Linked DNA regions of Homo sapiens: region 1 is linked to region 2. Evidence: read pairs that join two places in POLR2A ChIA-PET (ENCODE). Cell type or tissue: B cell. All regions are shown on one strand. Links, peaks and the distances in the headings refer to the core of each region. The heading gives the core; the rest is flanking DNA.

The links. Peaks named below come from ENCODE experiments on the same cell type or tissue, not always from the same donor. Only the 100,000 strongest peaks of a DNase experiment are listed, where the experiment ranks them.
Region 1: POLR2A ChIA-PET joins it to region 2 with 12 read pairs; 12 of 35 experiments call an interaction of 5 or more read pairs at or near these places.

The regions. Positions count from the first base shown.
Region 1 is chr7:155,648,302-155,653,683 of GRCh38, reverse strand. All of the region lies in intron 1 of RBM33 (RNA binding motif protein 33), which reads right to left. Among named protein-coding and RNA genes, the nearest start is that of RBM33, 6.3 kb to the right of the region's middle. In B cell, for the core only: no CTCF peak of the experiment used is centred there; no DNase peak of the experiment used is centred there; H3K27ac peaks cover 566 bases.
Region 2 is chr7:155,721,684-155,727,065 of GRCh38, reverse strand. The region is part of intron 9 of RBM33 (RNA binding motif protein 33); the gene reads right to left. Among named protein-coding and RNA genes, the nearest start is that of RBM33, 80 kb to the right of the region's middle. In B cell, for the core only: CTCF peaks have their summits at 2,202 and 2,402; DNase peaks (open chromatin) are centred at 2,145, 3,940 and 4,765; H3K4me3 peaks cover 3,714 bases; H3K27ac peaks cover 4,589 bases.

The DNA.
Region 1 (5,382 bases), core at 266-5,265, 73 kb after region 2:
CACCCTCCCAGCACGAGGAGGTGCTCACCAACTCAGAAGCTCCCTAAACCTGATGATTAAATCACTGACTAATGGTGATTACCACCAATCTCCAGCCCCTCCCCTCGAGGGAGGCTGGGGGTTGAGCCTGAACGTTCTAACCCTCTTAACATGGGGTTAGTTTTTCTGACAAGCCCCCACCCCAAAGCTATCTAGGGCCCCCACCCCCGCTATAAGCCATCTCATTAGTGTAGAAAAGATAGTAAATTCAAAGGGTTTCCAAAGTTCTGCCGAGGGAACCTGGGCAGAAAAAAATATTCATTTTTTATCATACCACAGCATCCCCCAAAAGGGCATGTCCACCAGAACCTCAGAATGTGGCCTTATTTAGAAATAGAATCTATGCAGATGTAATTAGTTAAAATGAAGTCATTCTGGATTAAGACTGGCCCCTAAATCCAAGGACTGGCGTGGCAATTCCATTTCTGGGTATACACTCAAAAGAACTGAAAGCAGGCACTTGAAGACACATTAATATACTCAAGCTCCTATTAGTATTATTTACAATAACCAAAAGGTGGAAGCAACTCAAGTGTCTATTGAAGGATATATGGTTTAAAAAAAAATAGTATAGATATATAATGGAATATTATTTAGCCTTAAAAAGGAAGTTCTGACACATGCTACGACACTGATGAATCTTGAAGACATCATGCTAAGTGAAATAATGACTCAAAATCTTACAGGGCAAGCTAACACAAGAACCCTGTACAGCCTGTTTATATTCTTAATATATTCTGAGTCATTTCCCTCTGTTTTCCTTTAGAATACAAATACTTTTTAAAGTTCCAGTTCATAGCAGTCATATTAAACAGAACCAAGAAGAAAAAATGTGTCCCCATTAGTCCAGAACTTTAAAGGAAGAACAGCACATCCATGAAAGCCAAGGGGTAAAATATTAACTGAGCAAAACGAAAGAGGTCAATGACCTCCTTACCTGGAAAATCTCCTTCTAAGGCCTAAACATTGTACAAGACATTCTATTTTAATAGGGGGATCAATTTTCCTTCAAGACTGAAGATATCTACTAGATTTCTACAATTCTCTATCATGCAGCAATCAGACATCTACAGTTAACACAAACTTTTACTTACCATTCTATTTCTTCTTCTTTTCCAGAATCCTCGACTTGGATAAGATACCACATAGACTATTAGCTTGTGATAGGGTTCTAGCAATTATCTAATCTAAGGGTCAGCAAACCAAAGCCCATGGGCCAAGTAGGGCCTGCCACCTGTTTCTGCCCAAATTTAGCTACCACCCGTGTATGTAAATAAGCTTTTAATGGAACACAGCTATTCCAATTCAGGCATATATTGTCTATGGCTGCTTTCAAGGTAAACGGCGGAGTTCAGCACTTCCAACAAAACTCATCTGCCCTGCAAAGCCTAAAATATTTACTATCTGACCCTTTACAGAAAAAGTTTGCTGACCTTTGTATTCCAAAGGTTCTCAACCTTCTTTTTCCTCAATATCACACTCATGTATAATATGTTCCTAGTCCAAATCACTAATAGTCAAAATTCCTTATTTTATAGATGAGGAAATCCAGATCCTTTATTTAAATATTAACTACAAATCAGGTAATGTCCAATAACTTTCGAAGTGAACATATGAGCCTTACAGCATAACTAGTAAGTTCTGAATAGCCAAGCCAAATTTTCAGAAAGAGTTCCTACACCATGTTGCTTTAGAAATAATTTGTAGTCACTGTTTTAAAAATCTCCTATGTTACACGGGCCCCAGGAGAGGTTCTCCCTAAAATGAAGTTTTTATTTTGTTTATGAAGTGTAGTCCTCATTGGTCATTTGTTTGTCTTTCAACAAACTTTCATCATTCAGGGTTTAAAAATCAATCATAATAGAATTCCTGCTTGATATGAGATAGGACCCCTCCTATTATGGAAGTTATAAAGGCTTGCTCTATAAACTTGGGTAGCCGAGAAGAGGCAAGTGAGCTGAGCTCAGCCTACTGGATGTTCCCATCATGACTTAAAATCTATAGGAACTGACACTCATTTCTTTTCCCAGGAACCTAGACCCTTTTTTTTTTTTTTTTTTTTGGTGAGACAAAGAGTTTCCCTGTTGCCCAGGCTGGAGTGCAGTGGTGCGATCTCGGCTCACTACAACCTCCACCTCCTGGCCTAGCCATGAAGCCTTCTAAATGGCTGAGTTTAAGGGATGAAATGTCAAACAAAGAGGAGAAAATGTTGTTAAAAACTTCTAGAATGAAAAAAGGTCACATAAAAAATGATTAGGAATCAGAATGTCCTCAAACTTCTCAAGAGCAGATCTGGATGCCAGAAAACACAACAATACCGCCAAAAATCTTACAAAAATAAACTCAAATCTAAAATTCTGGACCCAACAAAACCACCAATCAAGTTGTGAAAATTAAAATTTCCTTCAGACTCAGGAGTCTCAATCTCAAAAAATTTACCTTCAACACACACACTCAAGAAGCTGTCGGCCAGGTGCAGTGGCTCACGCCTGTAATCCTAGCACTTTGGGAGGCCGAGGCGGGCAGATCACCTGAGGTCAGGAGTTCCAGACCAGCCTGGCCAACGTGGCAAAACCCCGTCTCTACTAAAAATACAAAAATCAGCTGGGTGTGGTAGCATGTGCCTGTAATCCCAGCTACTTGAGAGGCTGAGGCTGAAGAATCGCTTGAACCCAAGAGGTGGAGGTGGCAGTGAGCTGAGATCACACCACTACAACACTCCAGCCTGGGCGATAGAGCGAGAGTCCGTCTCAAAACAAAAACAACAACAACAACAACAAAAAGAAGCTGTGGCATTGCTTAACTCTATATCAATGTGGAAATCTGAACATAAAGAATAATTTTTCTAGGAAAATTTAAATGATCGTAATTGACTTTTCATCTTATAAAACTAAATAAATCAATAATAATACAGGAAATTGAAAAGATAACTTTTTTAAAGGGAACCAGACCCAAATGGCTCTGGAGAAAAGAGTTCTTCCACAGTCAATAACAGATTTTTACACCATCCCAGAAAATTTCACAACTCATTCTAAAAACCAACATATCATAAATAAAAGGATAGCACAAATGTACACACAAATACCAAGGAAGAAAACAGTAAGTCAGTCTCCCTTATGATCAGAGATAAATCCTAAAATGAAATCCAACAATATATTAAAAAGAACAAAATGTGGAGATCAAGATTTTGAACCCCAGAATGCATGCTTAGTTCAGCACTGGAAATCTATCAATAGATTACATTAAGAGATTAAAGAACAGGGGAAGAACACATAATCACAACAGATGCAGAGAAAGCGTTTCACAGCTCAGAGGCAGCACTGGGGATGGCAGTCAGTGCTCCTGGTGCAGTGATGCTAAAGGGGTCAATAAGAACCTGTCCTCAAAAAATTGTGATTGTGCATTGTGACCTGAGCTGAGGAATCAGCTCAGAGACCACCCCTTCAGAACTCTCTCAGAGCTAGAGCGGCATCCCAGGCAGTGCTTGTCAAAAGCATTTAAAGACATCCACTAACCAGGGTCACCTGGGGCAAGGGATGATGGCCAGGGTTAGCAACATACAAACTGAAAAGCCTGGGAAAGAAGAGGCTGAGGAGGAAAATATATGAAGGAATGAGAGTGTTGGGGGCTCCCATGTATAATGGGAAATCTGGAAGACCATGCATATGCTGAAGGCTGGGCACATGCTCAGAAAACAACTTGAAAGAACCCTAGATTTATACCTCTGGCTGATCTTTGAGCTACGCATATGCAGAAGGTGAGGCTAAGGTTGGGGTTATAGGTGGCCTGGATGAGCAATGAAGTAACGTAAGCACAGGAGTTTTTGTTTGTTTTTTGGTTTTGGTTTTGTTTTATTTGCAGCTCCAGCCATTTGAGGACATCTCCATCAGATCACTGGCTGGGCAATGATACAACACAATGGAGACATCAGTGACCACAGGAGACAAGGAATAGAGTCTCTTCATTTGGCAAGTCATTAAAAAACCAGACAACTGAAGGCCACAACAAGAAATATAGCAAACCCAGAAAAGGGGGGGGACATTCTGACTTCCAAAATTTCCACATCACCATATTTAAAATGTCCAATTTTCAGTCCCAAAACTGAGGGACCGAAAAAATCAAGCTAACATGATTTAATCAGTTACACAGGTGAATCATGTGGAATTGACTAACATAAATTAGGATACAATTATATTTTTTCAGATTCATACAGAAAATATGTCATTCTTTAATTCATTCACCAAATATCTAACACATGCTATGTGCCAGGAAGATGTGGAATGCATGGTAAAACAGCATTTTTTCTCCTCATGAGGCTTACAGGCTTATGTGGGAGGCAGATTTAAAAAACAAGTAAATAACTAAAGAAAATTACAAATTGAGATAAACGTTCTGAAGAAAACAAGGGTGCTATAGGTGAGGAAACAGGAAAATATTGAAATTATCCAGTCTAAGGAGCAGAGGAAAAATAAGCAGAGCCTTAAAAAACGGGGACATCATTAAAAGTACCAATCTATGCATTATGGGAGTCCCAGAAGGAGAAAACAAAGTAGCAGGAAAAAGAACTGGAGAAAAAAATAAAAAGCTTCCAAATTTGGTGAAAGACATGAACCTACATATTCAAGAAGCTCACCACTCCAAGCAGGATAAATCTGGAGACCCACACAGAAACACATTATGATCACACTATCAAAAGCCAAAGACAAAGAGAATCTTGAATACACCAAGAGAGAAGTGACATGTCATGTACAAAGGATCCTCCATAAGATTAACAGTCAATTTCTCATCAGAAACGATGGAAGCCAGAAGGTGATAGGATGAAATATTTCAAACTGCCATTCAAAAATTATATCCCCAGGTATGACCTAAGGGACTTTGTCATTAGTACACCTGCCCTACAAGAAATGCTAAAAGTACTCATGGCTGAAATGAGAAAGGCTATTCTTTCCCGACTCCTCAAACTCTCTTGATTGAAGCTAAGAAATTAAGCATGAAAGATTTTCTTGAAGGAAAAAAAAAAAGAATTAAATACACACATAATTATCAGTATGAAAACATCTCATTTATCAGCACTATTAGTGATTAAAATGCTCCAAAAATTTCCTACCAGGTAAATTTTACCTGTTGAAGTACTAAAACTTGTTTCACTTTCACAATTTCGAATGAAAACCTTCTGCACCATGCTTCATACTTTCCTGCCTTACTACATACTGACACAGTGGAAGGAACACTGAACTAGAAGTCAAAAAACCTGAATTCGAGTCTACTTCCCTTTCTTAACAGCTAGGTGGCTGAACTTTTCTCGGCTAGTTTACTATCAAATGTAAATTAAAGCAACTGGTT
Region 2 (5,382 bases), core at 256-5,255:
TGTTAAACGCAGCCTGGTTCACAGCCTGACTCAGCCAAATGTCACAGCTGATATTCTATTGTAGCTGACAGAAATACTGCTCCAATAAACTGGCACACAAGTCACTTTTCCTCTATGAGACAAAGAAACTCAGGTTTTACAGAGTTAAAAGTGAATTAACTAAAGTTACATCACCAATGAATGACAACTAAGATGACAAGAACCCACATTCTCACACTCTTGGTTTATTAAGTGCTTTATCCATCATAGTGCATTGCTTCTGCAAGACAAATCTATCTCCAAGAAATGCCATATAAATCATGGTTCCAAAATCTGACATTCATAAGAAGTTCTACTGATGTGATCATTTCTTTATTAACTTCTATCATTTCATGGGAATAAGGGTACTACATTACCAATTCCCTCTAGCAAATATAGATTTTAAAACTGTTATGAGTTGTGAATACCTCACTTAACAGAACTTTTAGTACTAACGTAATTCTACCTTTTGAAAGAAAAGATGACTTTAATCCTCTCAAATAAGTGCTCTGTTTTGCTTTTCTTTATATTCTTTTAAAAATCCAAGGTAAGAAATTATTATTCTCTCATATAATTCTCATACAAATTATACTTTCACTTTTCTGCATCTCTTGTTAATTACATGATTTTTATCTATATTAATCCTATTCAAGAAGAACTGATAACTCAGGTTACAAAAAAAAAAACGATGAAAAACTTTGCATAAATTGCTTAGCACAAAGTTAATCGTATAAAGCCAAGAATAAAAAGGCACTAACAGCTATTATGTGACTTATCAGCTTCCCTAAAAGGGTCAGTCCGTATATTTTAATAAGACTAATTAAATACCTTAACAATGTCATTGAAACTTCATGAATCTTTCAATACATTACAACCAATCTCTACAAGATGTTTTCCTTTATTAATCCCACTTGAAATACAAAGAACGATATAAGAAACCAATTGACACTTAAGAACACCTCTCAGTTAATTCTGATTAAATGGGTTGAATGCAAAGAATAAAGGTCACTAGTGACCCCTGACGTAATTAAAATTACAGCCCTCTATCACAATATGTTAATCCTCTTATTTCAGTATTCTCCATAGATTTCTTTTTCTTTCAGGTTATGCCTTGTTTAAATACCTATATTCACCTTCCTAGAGGGTACTTTGATATTTATAGATGCATTCTAAACATTTTGAAGAAGGATACACCTAGTGCCAAGTACTAGGTTTCATGCAGGGGTAAAAAAACACCACATGAATTTAAATACATTAGGATAATGTTAATGGTTCAAGCAGTGAAACAAGAGCACCCACTACAAACTACAAAACTTTTCTTTGGTACAAAATGGTGTTTTGATGAACCTCCTAAAGACTACTTACATTATTTCCTGAAATGAAAAACTCTTTATTTCTGCACCCTCACCCCTGCCATGGCCCCTCCTGAAACAACTCCTCCTAATGACTGGCCCTGCTATAGCAAACTTCCTCACTTTAGTACTTAATGAGGGTCACAATTTTATGTAGTTACAATTCAACTTACCAGATTCTATGTTTTTTTCTCAGTTTATGGAAGTTCAATTTCATATTTAAGGAGAAAGCACAGCATAAAAACTAAGAGAACTGGCCTCCAGTCCTCCCTCCTGCGCCCAGTTGTGTGAACTTAAGCAATTTGATCTTTCCAAAAGTCAGCTTGCCAATCTCTAAAACAAAAAATAATAATTTTTTACTTTTGCTCCACAGGCTGAACACACTGTGGAATATAGTGATCACTCAATTTTTTTTTATTCATTACTGATTTTCAACCATATATGCTCTATGAATACCGTACTTCCTCATTCAAAAAAAAAAAAAAAAAAAAACAACTAAAAAAGGAAAGAACCAACTAAAAAAGGAAAGCAGTAGTATCAGCAGCTACGTCAACTGAAAAGCATACAGTCTGTCTTAAATCTCATCTGTGAATGCACTATCATCCACAATCCACTCCTAGGCATTTACTGACAACTTATGTTCACAAAAAAAATCTGTACACACACACACACACACACACACACACACACACACACACACACACAAACCTGTACACAAATGTTTACAGCAACTCTAATCACAACATCCGAAGACTTGAAATAACCCAACTGCCTATCAGGTGAATGGATACACAAACTGCTATATCCATATACTGGAATACTACTGAGCAATAGAAAAGACAAACTACTGACTGGTGCAGCAAATGGATGAATCTCAAACGCGTTATACTACAGGAAAGCAGCCAGGCTCCAAATGAAACAAGCTCTATGATTCCATTTACATAACACAATTATAGGAACAGACACATTCAGTGGTTGCCAGGGGCCGGTAGGGAGAGGGGCTAACCACAAGGGGCAGGAGAGTCCCTGGATGATTATATAACTGTAGGCACTAGGCGAAACTCACACACCTGTACGCTCAAAGCACTCAATTTTTAAAGTGAAAAATTCTCATCTTTTGGAAGAATTACTTTTTTGTTTTTGGTTTTGTTTTGTTTCGTTCTTACTTGACACGGAGTCTCGCTCCATCGCCCAGGCTGGAGAGCAGTGGCACGATCTCAGCTCACTGCAACCTCCGCCTCCTGGGTTCAAGCGATTCTCCTGCCTCAGCTTCCCAAATAGCTGGGTCTACAGGCACCCGCCACCATGCCCAACTAATTTTGTATGTTTAGTAGAGATGAGGTTTCACCATGTTGCCCAGGCTGGTCTCGAACTCCTGACTTCAAGTGAGCCACCCACCTCAGCCTCCCAAAGTGCTGGGAGCGCTGGCCAGAAGAATTGCTTTTGATACTTTATAATAAAACAGGACTTCTCTCCAAGTGTGCCTTAAAAATGCACCTAAACAGAACCACAGGTCTTCAACAACTCCTGGGAAATTAAATATTAAAAGAAAAAAAAAAGCAGTGTGTTTTGTAGGACACATCACTAAAAACAGGTAACTAAGATTTCCCTGCACAGAGGAGTTCCAAGACTTTAAACTGTGTCCAACATTTCACAGGCTAAATTATTCAGTTGCAGATGGGCAAACTACACTGAGGTTTAAGTCTCTATATATAGCACTCTATATCCGAAGAGAATTTAAAAGGTGTCCCAGTCAATGTAACAGATTTACTTAGCCAATAAACGAAAAACAGCCCTCCCTTGGTATGCATAGGAGATTGCTTCCAGGCCCCCGCATATACACATGTTGTACAAGGGACAACTATAGTTTATCACATACTTTATAAAGCAGTTTTTACAAAGTAGCTCAACAGCTCCAACAGAAGAAACAAGAAACCAATTTTATGTGATTTCAAGGAGTACCCCTGGCCTTTGACTAATTAGCATGGACTTGAACCCAGCCCTATCTCTATCCAACACATGCAACGCATGCTGACCAAGCAGCAAGTTAAAGGGTTACTGAATTTGATAAACCACCTTCTTTAATAGCTGTTACCATAGTGTTTAGCTGCTCGTTACTGCCGCAGATGGGAATTCATTGATATGATTAAATTTGATGGTATGATAATGTATGGTAATCACGATTAATCAGAAACCCACTAGCAAGTGGAGGATGTTGGGTATTATGTCACGTGCATTTTAAACTGCATTCTCTCCTTGCAAGCCTGACAATGTTTGACAGCTGGAAGGGTCTCCTACTATATTCGCCTGCTACTACTTATAGATCTGATCAGAGAAAATGCCCATCATTCCTTCCATAGCTTAAGTGCTGGTAATTATAAGGCATTGCAAGCATGTTGTAAAAACAGTAGGTGTTCAAAAGCAAGACGTTCTTTCCTGGATGGAATAAAGTCTGGATTCTCATCTGCAAGGGCTGTAATAGAAAGAAATGTGATTTGATGCAGCAGTCTCATCAAACATGATTTGCATGAAATGGCCTATAAGACACATCCAGGAAACATCATTCACTGCCACCTGATACCATGTGCCCAAATGTGGCCCAAACTATAAGATGTGTGATGTTCTGTAACTACAGAGTAAACACAAATACGAACCTCGTTTGCCAGGTCTAAGTAAGTAAGAACACGATTGTTAAGAAGATGCATTCAAACTTAAAAGTATAGTTTATTTTAAATTTAAACAAAAGGCACTAAGAAATTATTCAGCAGCCCAACTACCTGGTATTTAACGGCTAACTGAAATATCACTATTTGCCCGAAACACCAATGTAAAATCAAAGGACTGAATAGTTTTTAAAATTTTTAAACTTATTTTAAAATACTCTAGGTCAGGAATCTTTAAAATGATTTTTTCATAAGCTTAAAATTTAGCTCAGCACTTTTTCACAAGCTTAAAAACAGCAATTGCACAGAAAAACTAGATTCACAAAAGTCTCAAAACAACATGTTAAAATATTCCAACAGTTGACATTTTATGTTACTTTTTTTAAGTGGGCAAACTTTAAAAACAAAAAACTCTCTGAGGACAAATACATGACTAGAAAATATACTTTATGGATAAGATAAGGACTTACAGCTTTATATTAGTGACAAAAACACCAGGTATAGCCTTTGCAGAAAGAGAAACCAATTAGATTAATTTAATTGTAAAACAGAGAACATCTGAAATGGAAAACAGAATTTAAAGTGTAGAAACTTACTTTCAGAAAGGTAACTAGCCTTCCACACCACTACTTCCTTATTTAAAAGACAAAACAAAACACAACACAGTGTTTCGTGAAATAGCATTCAGCATTCCTGACATGAACAAAAATGTGTTCATTAAATGGACTAGTAGATGGTTAAGAGGCCAGACCAGAAGACTGGACAGAGCAAAGTGCCCAAATGTAACAGGGTCATCAGTCACACAGGACATGTTAAGCTCTGAGGGTATGTTACTTCCTGTGCTCATCAGCCCATGTAAGTATTCATAACTTATGTAACGGAAATATGTTTTACAATCAGAAGAAAAAAAGTTTCAGAGTTCAGAACTAACGTGCATATCTGTAACTAAAATTAAGTACATAAATCTAATTTTTAAATGGAAGCCTAAATTACAAAGCACTTTACAGAATTCCTTAAATGAGGGACTAGGGAAGGACATGCATCCTAGTGCAAAGACTAACATAACCAAGAGCAAAAGCAATTTTCTCCAAAATGATCAAAAACAAGGATCCTTTTCTTAAGACACTTATTTTGACATTCAGTTATTTGTTTTAAAAATCATTTCTTAAATTCTCCAAATAATGCTAATTAACAAGAAATAAAAATATTAGTCTAACTACAAGCAAAGCCCAGAATACCAAATTTTGGCCTCAGATTTGGATTTTTAAGAATAATTTTAAAGAATAATTTTAAATAATTTTACACACTATGAAAAATGGTATTTCACATTTGGGTGCCTCAATTTCTGT